Regions from separate parts of the Homo sapiens genome. Here region 2 is linked to region 1. A link is a loop called in an ENCODE intact Hi-C map of the cell type or tissue named here. Cell type or tissue: tibial artery. All regions are shown on one strand. Each heading gives the region's core, and the rest is flanking DNA. Links, peaks and the distances in the headings are about the cores only. Region 1 overlaps CPMER (cytoplasmic mesoderm regulator). Region 2 overlaps MN1 (MN1 proto-oncogene, transcriptional regulator).

Region 1 (5,000 bases), core at 1-5,000:
TGCCAAGAGAAAAATTTATTTAGCATTATAACAGACTCTATGGATGCCAAATTTGCCTTCAGCCATGGCGCTGTAACACTGGGGAATGGGAACAGGGTCAGAGCTTTAGTGCCCATTGGAAAGGGCAACCAAGGCAGCAATGTGGGTAGGTCAAGAGCACTAGATGGGACCCAGACAAATCTGGGTTCTAAGCCAATCACTGCCACTTACTAGTTCCAGGAGCATGGCCAAGTTATGGACCTTCTCTGAGCTTCATTGTCATCACTTATAGATCAAGGCTTGAAATATCTAACCTATCAGGTTCTGGGAGGCCATGGGTGCAGTCATTAAGAATGTGAACTCTGTTTGGGAGGACAAGGCAGGTGGATCACTTGAGGCCAGGAGTTTGAGATCAGCCTGGCCAACATGGTGAAACCCCATCTCAACTAAAAATATAAAAATTAGCCAGGCATGGTGGCGCACACCCATAGTCCCAGCTATTCGGGAGGCTGAGGCAGGAGAATCACTTGAACTCGGGAGGTAGAGGTTGCAGTGAGCCAAGATCACACCACTGCACTCCAGCCTGGGTGACAGAGTGAGATTCTGTCTCAAAAAAAAAAAAAAAAACAGTAAACTCTGGGTTCTGGTCCAGCCACTTCTACTCATTAGCTGAGGACCCTGGGCAGGATTCCAAATGTTTTTGAGTGTTAGTTTTCTCATCTGTAATGTGGCTATAATAATAATCCTATAAGCCCACCTTATAGAATTGTGGTTAAGACAAGAAAATGTATGCAAAAGACTTAGCCCAGTGCTTGGCCCAAATTAAATGCTCAAAAGATCAGTACCTCACATTGGTGTTAGAAATTTGCTGAGTGTTAAATGAGATAATGCATATACAACTGAAAAAAAGGTATAATGTATATGTGATAGTTAAGGAAGGCAATGCCAGCTGCTGTAACAGATGCAATTGTCACTTCAGTGGTTTAACACAGTATAAGTTTATTTCTCACTAATGTTACAACCCACTGCTGGCATTTCTGGTTGGGCAATCTGCCTCCATGCGGTGACTCAGGCACTCAGGCTCCTTCTATCTTGTGGCTCTACCATTTTCAACACTTACTTTGAACTCTGTTCCATTCAGCAGGCAGGTGGGGAAAGAGAGACCGAGGAGACATACCTGCTTGTTAATCATTTCAGCCCTGAAGTGATGCACATCACTTTTTCTCACAGTCTTTTGGTCAGAGTTAGTCACATGGCCCTACCTAGATGCAAAGGAACCTGGGAAATGTAGTCCATGCATGATCAACTGCTGCCCAAGAAAAACTCTGGAAGGAAAGCAAGAATCCGTGGTGGTCACCTCTACTTAGTCCAGCACCCTCATTTCCAAGGGGTGACCTGGAAATGACTCAAGAGTTGGGTAGTGACCCAAGAGTGGGTTGGAGCTGGGGGTGTGTACAGGGTATGTCTCCTTTCCTTGAGCCAGGGGCGATGTTGGTGCTGGAGGCTGCATCATTCCCTAGACCAAGTTAGTCCAACCTGGTGCCTGCAGGTCGCGTGCAGCCCAGGATGGCTTTGAATGAGGCCCAACACAAATTTGTAAACTTTCTTAAAATATTATGAGTTTTTTTTTGCAAATTTTTTTTTTTAGCTCATCAGCCATCATTAGTGTTAGTGTATTTTATGTGTGGCTCGAGACAATTTTTTTCTTTTAATGTGGCCCAGGGAGCCAAAAAATGGGACGGCCCTGCCCTAGACAGAGGGTAACGACAATGATTCCCGTTGGAGCACTGGACACAGAGCAATGATTCCCGTTGGAGTGCCGGACACAGAGCAATGATTCCCGTTGGAGCACTGGACACAGAGCACTCCGTCCCTGTGATCACATCTAACCCCTAAATAGCCCCAACAGGGCATTTTCATTATTACCATCACTCATGTCATGCACAGGTGAGGAAACTGAGGCACAGCATGGCTCCATGCCTTGCCTAAGTTCTCACAGCAAGGCAGGAGCAGACCCAGGCCTTGAACTCAGATCTCAAGGTGAACACGGTCCTCTTGGAGGCCAGGGTCACACCAGAGGGTCCCACATGCAGGGACGGGGTAAAGGATTCTCCACTTGCCCCAGCAAATTTTCAGACACCAAGGCCTGTGGGACAAGGCCTGGCTGCTGTGAGGCTGAATAAGCAAACCAGTGGAAGAACAAAGAAGAATGGTTCTTTCTGGAACCTCTAGTTTGTTCTTTGAGCACATTAAATATGCCCCTGTAACCTTGCTGACTCTCTTCATTGGCTCTGTAAACCCTCAGTGGCTGTCGCGGGCATTTTTTGTACACACTGTATTTAACACAGAGCCAGATGCACCAAAGGGCTCAGCATATATTTGTTGAATAAAAGAAAGAAAGCCTCAAGGGAAAATTTATCTAAATTACAACGATTTTTCCATTTGTGCGTGCAGTTGTGGACTGTGGAGGTTGACAGAGCTCCTATGAAGTACTAGGCCCAACTTGGAGTCTTCTCATAGCCCTGGGAGGCAGGTCCCACTGATATCTCTGGTTAATAGACAGGGAAACGGAGGCACTCCCCTGTGGCTCTGCATTGGTCGAGCCGGCCTGATTCTTTGTCCCTCCCACTGTCTGCTGCCTGGCACTGCCTCTGAGTCACAAGAGGCTGAAAGTGACCTCTGGGCGTCTATAATTAGGCCCTGCCTGACGTCAGGGCAGACGGATTTTCTGGCTTGGCCAACGTCGGCCTATCGTTCACTGCGTGCCAGGCACTGAGTTAAGTCCATTACATGCATTCCCTGACACTTGCAGCAACCCCACTAGGCCCCCATTCTCCAAGGAGAAAACTGAGGCCCAGGAGGGTCATGCCCTGGCCTGAGGTTACTCAGCTGGGAGGAGGTTGAGGCTGGATTTGAGCATAGACCTCTGCAGCTCCGGTAGCCACCAGGCTCTGTCAGTGATCAGTGGTAGCTGTATATTTCTAGATCAAGGGAAGGTTTCAACTGAGCCAGCAGGACAGAGGTGTGCTGAGGCTTGGTGGGCACTGGCCATTCTCACCTCTGACCACTGGCTTCCTAGCTTACTCTGCTCCTTTTTCCTCTTTCTCTAATTTTTTCCCACCTCCTGGCCTTTGCACATGGCTTTGCCTTTGCCTTTGCCTGAAATGCCCTTCACCCATATCCTCCTGTGTCCAGCTCCTTCTTATCTATCAGGTTTCTGTGTAATTGTCACCTCCTCCAGGAAGTCTTCCCTGACCACACCTGCTTCCAGTCTGTTGAGTTATTTTCTTCTTTGAACTGATCTCCAGGTGAAATGATCTCTACCTGTTTATTGCTTGTTTCTTCAACTAGATGTGAACTACATGAGGGCAGACTGTGTCTCTCTTGTTCCTTATGTCTCCAGCCTCGGGGACTCAGCTTAGCACAAAGTAGTTGTCCTAAAAATAGTCGTTAAGTGAGTGACTAACTGAAGGTGAGGGCTTCCCGGGGCAAGAAGCCACCAGGTTGGATGAACAGGTGAACATCTATGGGGACAGAGCCTCAGGTTGCCTGTATGCCCCAGAGCGGGATCTCCGCCAGATGTAGGGGGTCAAGGAGTAGGATCCCGCCTCTTGGAGAGGGAGTCTGGGCTCTGTGCAACAGGGCACTGAGGACAGCCAGTCCAGGTCTGGGACAGTGTGGCCTCTCTTTTTGACATGGGGACATCAGACACTGGTGGCTCCTGGGTCAGAGCCAGTTCTGGATTGTGGCCTGGGTGTCCTGATAAGCCAACAGCCTTTGTCAGGCCGAGCTCCAGGGACCTGCCTGGTGGAGCAGGAAGGACTTGAAGGTGGGGTTGCCGGAAGGTGAGAGACAGGTGTGACCTGGGGTAGGGAAAGAGGGATGTTTGTCATGACTTGGCCTGGCTGCCTTCTTTCCCAAGGCCTGGCGTCTCCATCACGCAAGCTTGTTGAAGGAATGAATGAAGGTATCATCCTAGACAGACCCCAAACAAACAGGAGATGCTCAATCTGGTTCAGCGTGCTTCCTAAGAGTTAATGCTTCTTATTCTTATAACAACCCACGAGTTGGGTCCTATCATTATCCCCATTTTTACAGAGGAGAAAACTGAGGCACAGAGAAATGAAGAGATTTCCCCAAATTCACACAGCTGGGGCTGGGATTTGAACCTGGCCTTCTGGCTCCACAGCGTGATGCCTTTAACTGTCCACTGTACTGCTTGTTTTGGGCTAAAAGCCAAGACTAAAAGGCAGTGGTGTGTACACTTTTGAAACGGAGCCGAAGCTTTCCATGAGTGAATTCTTATTGCTCAGAAACCCTACGTGCAAAATACAGGCCATGGGAGCCTCCCTGACTGAAGTGGGAATTAGGGTTGCGAGACCGCCACACTCATTCATTCCCACATACCCCATCCCCGTCGTGTACCCTCTTCCCACGGGTTCTGCCTCCTACTTTTCTCAAGAATTTTCACATTCCTAAAAGCAGGAAACAGACAGAGTTGACCTTTCCATTGCTGTTGTTGCTAAACTCTTTCTCGGCCCCTAGAACTCTTATAAAGGATACCAATCTGGGGAAGGGGTTTATGAATGAGAGCCCCCTGCCCAGCATCCTCCCTCTTTGGAGGCCTCTGAAACCCCATTAGGGTCCCATGGGGTAAGGATGCGCTCAGGGATCCTGCAGGATTCGAACTTTCCAGGCATTGTATCTCCCTAAGACAATCTAAGATTTCTAAAGATATTTTTTCTTTTCATGGAGACATAATTTATATACAGTAATATATATATACACAATTTATATACAGCACAAATATTACATGTTACACCCATGAAACCATCACTGAAATCAAGATATGAAGCATTTTCAGAACACTGGCTCTACAGAAAAAGTGTGCTGAGCCCTGTTCTGAGGCAGCCCTATTCTCTAGAACTTTCTATGACAGTGGAGCTGTTCTGGGCCTGCGGTGTCCAATGAGGGAGCCATGAGCCACACACGGCCATGGAGTATTTGAAACTTGGCTCATT
Region 2 (7,148 bases), core at 1,343-6,342, 95 kb before region 1:
GTTGCAAGAGCCCCCACGCTCGGTGCCCATCACGGCCCCTGCATTTCCTTAATGAACTAATTTAGTTCCCCAACATTTGGTATTAAGTAAGTAGTTATTTTGGGAATCGAAGAGAGAAAGAGCTGGAAGACTTTAAAAAAACTTTTTGGAAAAAAGAAAAAGTATTGCATTTTTAAGTTTGAGACGTCTTGGCGTCCAGGCGTAAGATGTGGGGGAGGACTCCTTTGGTGCGACGTGGCCGGACGTGGAGAAGCGGCCGGCCCCATCCCTGCCTGTGTTTTTGCTTCTCGACAGAGGGGGTTTTTCCGTTGTTAGGAACGGCGGAGGCCACAACACCCAGACTCCGAGCAGTTTGTTTGGAAGTATTGTTTAGATTATTCTCGCTTTTCAAATTGAGACAAACTTGGTTTAATGGGAAAATAGCAGTATTACTATCTTGGTGTGTTTGCTTTAGCGTTTAAAAATAGTTTGTTTTCATATCCCAAATTTCATCCTTTCCTTGTTTGCTTGTTTGATGGAAACCCGTGTGTGTGTGTGTGTGTGTGTGTGTGTGTGTGTGTGTGTGGCGGATGCCAGCACGCACATCTATATAGATGCCGGCGATCAAATAGTTGCAATCGTCCAACCAAAAAACGATTGCAATTTTACATCTGGCTAAAGGGACTCATACCATTTGTTTTTAACTTAAACCATCTTGTCCCTTCCTTCGGCATCAGCACACCACTCCCCAACTCCCCCCGACCCACAACCCAGCAGTATTTATTTCTTCCTTAAAAAAAGGAATGCCGGCCTGTTCGCTAAGGTCCCTGTTGGAATAGATTTTCAGAGGTTATGTATTAAATGTGTTTGAGGGCGATTTCAGCCCTCAGCCTGGTTGTCCCAGTACTAATGGTAGCAGGGCCTATTACAGACAGGCAAAGAATATTGTAAATGGCTTATGCAGAAAAACCATTTAGATAAAAATGCAATTTTCCCCTCTGCATAGAGTGCTAAGAATTAATAGCACATTCTTTCTAAATGGGTATTTTTATATTATATTTTCCCCCTAATGAAATTCTTTCCCCAAACAAGAGCATGTTTCATTTTAAACTTTAGAGTAAAATTGATCTGTTTTTAAGCCTGCAAAAACTGGTGTCCTAGTTCTCAGCAGGCCCCTACCTTCCCTCCTCTGCGTCTGAGATTTTTGACATTAGATTGTGTAGCGGATGGTAATGGCGGTTGTGTTTTTTGACAGTCCATCCACATTGAGGCTGAAATAGAGAGAAAGGCTGGGTTTGCCCACATTTTGGGTGGATATGGGGGTGTTTGGCGGTTTCAACAAACAGAGAAACTGGTCCTGAAATCTGAGCCGTGTGCACTCAGGCCTGGCCTGGCCTGGGAGGAGGCTCAGTTCCCTGCTCCCTGGGAGTGCCTGTGATCCCCTAGGTGCATCCCCTGCTCCTGGCTTCTGTATGACTGCAGGGGAGATCCAGGGTCCCCAGTCCTGCTCCCCTTTATACGACTTCTGGGAAAGGGGCTGCTTCCAGCTCCCGAGTACCCTCTGAGGGGCAGTTCTCAGGGGCCGGCTCTCTGCCAAGGCCTCTGTGGCCATTTTGGGAGGAATGGAAATTCAGAACTTCTTAGAAGGCTGACTTCAGGCAGACCAGCAGGAGCCTGCGGCGGCATCATCGTGGAAAGTCTTTGAGAGCTTGTTGCACTGGCCGCCATGGGCCAGTGTCTGCTGACCCAGTTTTCCCTGCCTGGGTGTGTGTACGTGGAGATATTCGGACTCGCCTTGGCAGCTTAGACGTCCAGACTTGACAGTGATAGACCCTGTGACATTGTAGTAGGTGAACATCTAAAACACAAGCTTGTGGTTTTTCACTATCAATATGGCACTGATGTGAAAGTTTAGGTAGAATTCTAGAATGGGAAAGACCTTCTCCTGTTTTTTGTGCCCCTCCCCTACAACATTTTCCAGTTGAGATAACGAAAGCCCAGAGAGGGCAGGCAACTTGGCCAAGGTCACACAGCACAGGCGCAGAGCCAGGACAGGACTATAGTTGACCTTTGGCCTTGGGCTTCCCTTCCTGCCCCTTAATGCCCTCACCTGAGAGCTAGGATTTGATTTTATCTGGCTAAGCCTCGTGCAGACCAGAACTGGGTCTTAAACTAGAGGTTTCCAAGCCTTTTTAAAAAGCACCATGACAGGGCCGGGCACGGTGTCTCAGGCCTGTAATCCCAGCACTTTGGGAAGCTGAGGCAAGTGGATCACCTGAGGTCAGGAGTTCGAGACCAGCATGGCCAACATGGTAAAATCCCATCTCTACTAAAAATACAAAAATGAGTGGGGTGTGGTGGGTGTCTGTAATCCCAGCTACTCAGGAGGCTGAGGCAGGAGAATTGCTTGAACTCTGGAGGTGGAGGTTGCAGTGAGCCAAGATCACACCACTGCACTCCAGCCTGGGCAACAGAGCAAGACTCTGTCTCAAGAAAAAAAAAAAAAAAAGCAGCACGACGTACATCCCCTGGTTGGTGGTTGGTGATGGCAACCCTTGTTCCCTTCCTCTTGTGGAGGTGGACATCGTGCAGGAGAGAATTCTTGACCTTGGGGAAGCCGCAGTAGCACCATAGCCTGTCAGATGGTTGCTGTGGGTTTCAGCCCTGGCGTTTTGATTCTTCCGAGCTGGGTGATCTCAGACAAGCCACTTCACTGCTCCCAGCTTTCTTTCCTCATAGATAAAATTGACAAGAGGAAAAAAAAAGTGTGTACCTCACAGAAATATTGTGAGGACCAAATAGTATGTTTTAGCTAGCATTATAATTATGTGACTAAGGGCACAGGCTTTGAAGCCAGACTACCTGGGTTCAAACCCCAGCAATTCCAGTTCCTGGCTGTGTGTCCTTGGGCAGGTTACTTAATCTTTCTGTTCCTTCATTTCCTCATCGGTGAAAGAGAATAATAATAGTTCCCGCCTCATGGGGCTAGAAGGATTCAGCAAGTTAATATATATATGAGTTGATACTCAGAAGCCTGCTTAACACAGAGAAAGTACTATATGCCAGCACCAGATTTTACTGAGCACTGACTATATACCAGGTGGTTCGTATATAGGGCATCAGTGAACCTAGGAAGTGCATGGTGGCATTGTCGCTATTGTTTGTCCCATCTTAGGGATGAAGAAATGAAAGGCACAGATTGGCTTGCAAGTGGTGCCGGCTGGAGGGGAAACGATGCCAGGCTGTACTTCAGGCACTTAGCCCCGGGCCTGGCACTGGGGACTTGCTCAGTAAATGTCACAATGTCATAGGGCGGGGCCGGGCTGGGACCCACTGCCCCTGCGTCAGCAATTTCAGGCCTCACTATTGGGCCGGTGTGGGGCCGGGGAAGGGAGGGGAGGATTATATGTGCAGACCTTCTCCTTGTTCGGGGCATTCAGACCCTGTGGTCTGGTCACAGCCTGCCACCATCGGGCACGTGTTCCTAGCAGTGGGATGGTAGCGCCAAGGTATTTTTTACCACCCGACAGCTCTCCCTGTGCCCCCCAAGGAATAGTTCCCTGATATGTGTGAGTAATGGTCAGCCTTCTTGTGGAGGGAATCCATGAGATGAGCTGGTCCGCGGCCCCTGATCATTTTGCCAGGAGCCCGAGTCAACCATAAACAGTCTGGGAGCCAGCAATAGAAAAATTAAACCCCTGCGTCTGGCAACTCAGGTGGGGCCTCAGGAACCTGGCAGGCTCGGGCTGAACAGAGATAGCAAGAGCAAGAGAGAGAGAGAGAGAGAGCTTGAGAGTGAATGAGCGTCCCTGCCCCAGGAGATAGTGGGAGGGTTTAGGAGGCAGACAAGCCTGGGATCGAATCCTGGCTCTGCCACTCGTGTGCTGTGTGACTCTGGGCAGGTGATTCACCTCTCTGAGCCTCAGTTTCCTCACCTGTTACATAGGTATAATTCTTGGGACCCTCTCAGAGGGTTGCTGTGGGGCCTGAGCATCTGGACAGGTTGGTGAGAGCATGGGCTTTGGTGTCAGCCAGAAGGTAGCTATTCTGTTCCCATGTGGGACTCTTGGACATGTCCAGTTCCTCTCTGGGCCTCAGTGTCCCTGGCTACAAACTGGGAAGAGTAACACCCTTCCCACAGGGTAGTGGGAATGCTCTTCACCCTGGGGCAATATTGCCCCCCCCAGGGCATACTTGGCAATGTCTAGAGAGATCTTTGGTTGTCGTGGCTGCAGGGAGGAAGAATGCTATGGGTCCCTGATGGGTGGAGGCCAGGGATGCTGTTCAATGTCCTACAATGCACAGGACAGGCCTCACTACTCTCCTTTCCAGGCCCAAATGTGAATAGCGCTAAGATTGAGAAACTCTGAACTACAGTGAGTGATTGAGGTTAGGTTCAAAATAATACTCAGGGCTGGGCATGGTAGCTCATGCTTGTAATCCCAGCACTTTGGGAGGCCAAGGCTGCTGGATCACTTGAGCCCAGGAGTTCGAGACCAGCCTGGGCAACAAGTGAGACCCTGTCTCTACAAAAAACACAAAAAATTAGCTGGCCATGGTGGCGCACACCTGTAGTCCCAGCTACCTGGGAGGCTGAGGTGGGAGGATCATCTGAGCTTGGGAGGTTGAGGCTGCAGTCAGTTGTGATCACGCCACTGCACTCCTGCCTGGGCAACAAAGTGAGACCTTGTCTCAAAGAAAAAAAAAATACTCAAAACTTTCTAGGCAGTATAGTCTATATTCAAGAGGGCTGGCATATTTATTCATTCAACAAACACTCCCAAGCACTTAACCACATGGCGATGCTGTTCTAAGTGGTGGGATGCAGTGGGGAGAAAGACAAATGCCCTGCCTTCATGGAGTTTACATTCTAGGGGAGGGGCCAGAATGACAGACAACAAAGAAGAACGCAGAGAATTAGAAGAGGGGATGTGCGTGAGAGTTCCTAGTCTGGGCCACCAGGAAGGTCTCTGAGAGGCAGTGACAGTGAAGTAGAATCCCTGAGTGATGACGAGGAGCCAGCCACTAGTGTTCTGGTGATTCTACTTTTAAACACCTGGCTCTCTGGGGTAGGGGGAGAGAAAAATAAATGCTCTGATATGCAGCATCTGCTGATTCCCGTGGTGTAAATACTCCTAATTTCAAGCCACCAAAGTGATGTCAGCTGTCAGCCGGATTGCAAAATTCCTGAATATTTAACAATGGGCTCCGGCACCCTGGAGCCAGCTGTATCAAGCTCTGCAGGAAGTGGGTTGGGCAAGGGGACAGTGAGGGCAGGTCCTAAGGCAGGACGGGGAGTGGGCCTATTTTAGGAAAAAGGCATTGCTGGTGAGAGGGGAGAGACAGTTCAGGCAGGCAGGGGCCCGACTGCTCGGGGCTTGTAGGCACGGTCAGATTAGCAGTTTGGAGTCCATTCTAAAGTGTGGCCGGGAGCCAGGGGAGGGTGTGGAGCACAGACAGGCTGGGATCTGACGGCACATAGTAGATGTGCATTGAACGGTGCTTCATCTGAGCCCAAGGTGTCTGAGAAAATGTCTGTTTCCCTTCCCTATGTTCTGGCCCTTTCTGAGATGGCAGAAACTTTCCTTCTGGTTTGGAGCCCCTGGGCCATAGGTTAGGGCAAGTTAGGCTGTCCCCTAGGACAGGGTGCTGGGGTCCTAAGGTAAGGGTTCAGCCTACCACAGGTGGGAGGGCATGGGGCATGTCAGTGGCTCCCTGAGCTGGGCAGGCCACAATTTATGTCCTGGTCCAGGGAGACTCTGTTTCCTCCTTCCCCCAGGCATTGTTCTCCAGGCCTTGCAGAGGTCACCCCGACAGGAAGGCACAGGCCCAGCTGGGGCCAGCCCGAGGAGGTGTGGAGGCCTGGGCCCCTGGGTGACCCAGGCCTGGCGTTCACTTTCTGGCAGCTTTTCTTTTGCATTCCTGCCCAACTCCCTGAGTGGCAAAGGAATCCTAACAAGCTACAGTTATTAAACACCCATCATGCCAAGCCCCATTTTACAGATGAGAAAACTGAGTCCCAGAGAGGCCAAGTGACCTGCCCAGGGGTGCAGTGTGGATTCATATCCAGGCCTTTCTGAGCCCGTGCTTAGAACCACTTATGGGCACGGAGATGAGGAGCTGTATTTCCTACCAACAGATGCTGGAGATAAAAACCAACTCTGTGTCTTGCCTCCTCATGGCCGTCACCAGGTCATGCCGTTGGCTGTTTAGGTCTTCCCATTTGTTCCCCACAGGTGACGGGACAGTGGTTCGAACCCCTAGCCTGGGGGCCGGGATGTGATTGGGGCAAGGCCGTGCTGCCTCACTGATCCTCAGTCAGCTATTCTATCCAGTGGCTCAATTCTGGCATCTCCTAGGACCCCAGTGAGGAGGAAGCGCCTGCCGGTATAGCTGGTACCTGCTGAGTGCCAGGGAGCACAGGTGCTTTGTTGCAGGAGTGCATCCTATCCTGGTCCCAGGCCTAGGGGGTGAGGACCCCATCCAGAGACAGCATTCATCATGGTCACCCTGGCACCCTGCTGCCTTTGGCCCCTGAGGTGTAGGAGGGGTGATGAGGATTTCCTGCAGAGGGACCGGGATGGACCCAGATGGGGCTGGTTCGGGGTCAGGGATCTTCACCCCCATCTCTGCAGGGGTGGGTAGGGAAGGAAGGGATGCCCCTGTATGGGAATTCCTTGTCCCAGCCCCGCCCACCTCATTTCTTCCTCCCTTATCCTTGAGAACACTGGTCTTAGCCAGCTTCTGCTTTCGTAGGTTGCATTTGCCTGGGCCGCTGTGGTCTGGGCTTCAGCCACTGTCCTACCCGAGTGAGGCTTGTTACAGACATCAGGGCCCACCTGACTGTGGTGGGCTACACGAGGATGCTCACATTTCCTCCATTAGTCACCTGATGGCTAGGCATTGGAGTCAGATTTTACGTCCCAGACCTCGGGGAGGAGGACAGTGCAGGAAGCCAGGCCTGTGGCCTTCCACTGGACTGATCTCCTTACTGCCCCGGGCCTCAGTTTCCTCATCTGTCTTTTGGGTTAAACGGGGTCGTGGCGAGGATTAAGACAGATAATGAAAAGCACTCCGCCCAGCGTCTGGCACATTGCAGACGTCACTAAGCCTTGGCATAAATACAGATGCTTCTCCTCCTGCACAGGAAGCATCGGGAACCTGTGAGG

The links. A loop is a pair of places that touch in the nucleus more often than their neighbours do. Peaks named below come from ENCODE experiments on the same cell type or tissue, not always from the same donor. Only the 100,000 strongest peaks of a DNase experiment are listed, where the experiment ranks them.
Region 2: it touches region 1 in a loop (2.5-fold over the local background); 3 of 110 quality-filtered maps call a loop at or near these places.

The regions. Positions count from the first base shown.
Region 1 is chr22:27,684,382-27,689,381 of GRCh38, reverse strand. All of the region lies in intron 4 of CPMER (cytoplasmic mesoderm regulator), which reads left to right. Among named protein-coding and RNA genes, the nearest start is that of CPMER, 28 kb to the left of the region's middle. In tibial artery, for the core only: no CTCF peak of the experiment used is centred there; a DNase peak (open chromatin) is centred at 2,671; H3K27ac peaks cover 3,777 bases.
Region 2 is chr22:27,778,474-27,785,621 of GRCh38, reverse strand. All of the region lies in intron 1 of MN1 (MN1 proto-oncogene, transcriptional regulator), which reads left to right. Among named protein-coding and RNA genes, the nearest start is that of MN1, 20 kb to the left of the region's middle. RefSeq lists enhancers at 1-225, 5,067-5,693. In tibial artery, for the core only: no CTCF peak of the experiment used is centred there; a DNase peak (open chromatin) is centred at 3,349; H3K4me3 peaks cover 456 bases; H3K27ac peaks cover 5,000 bases.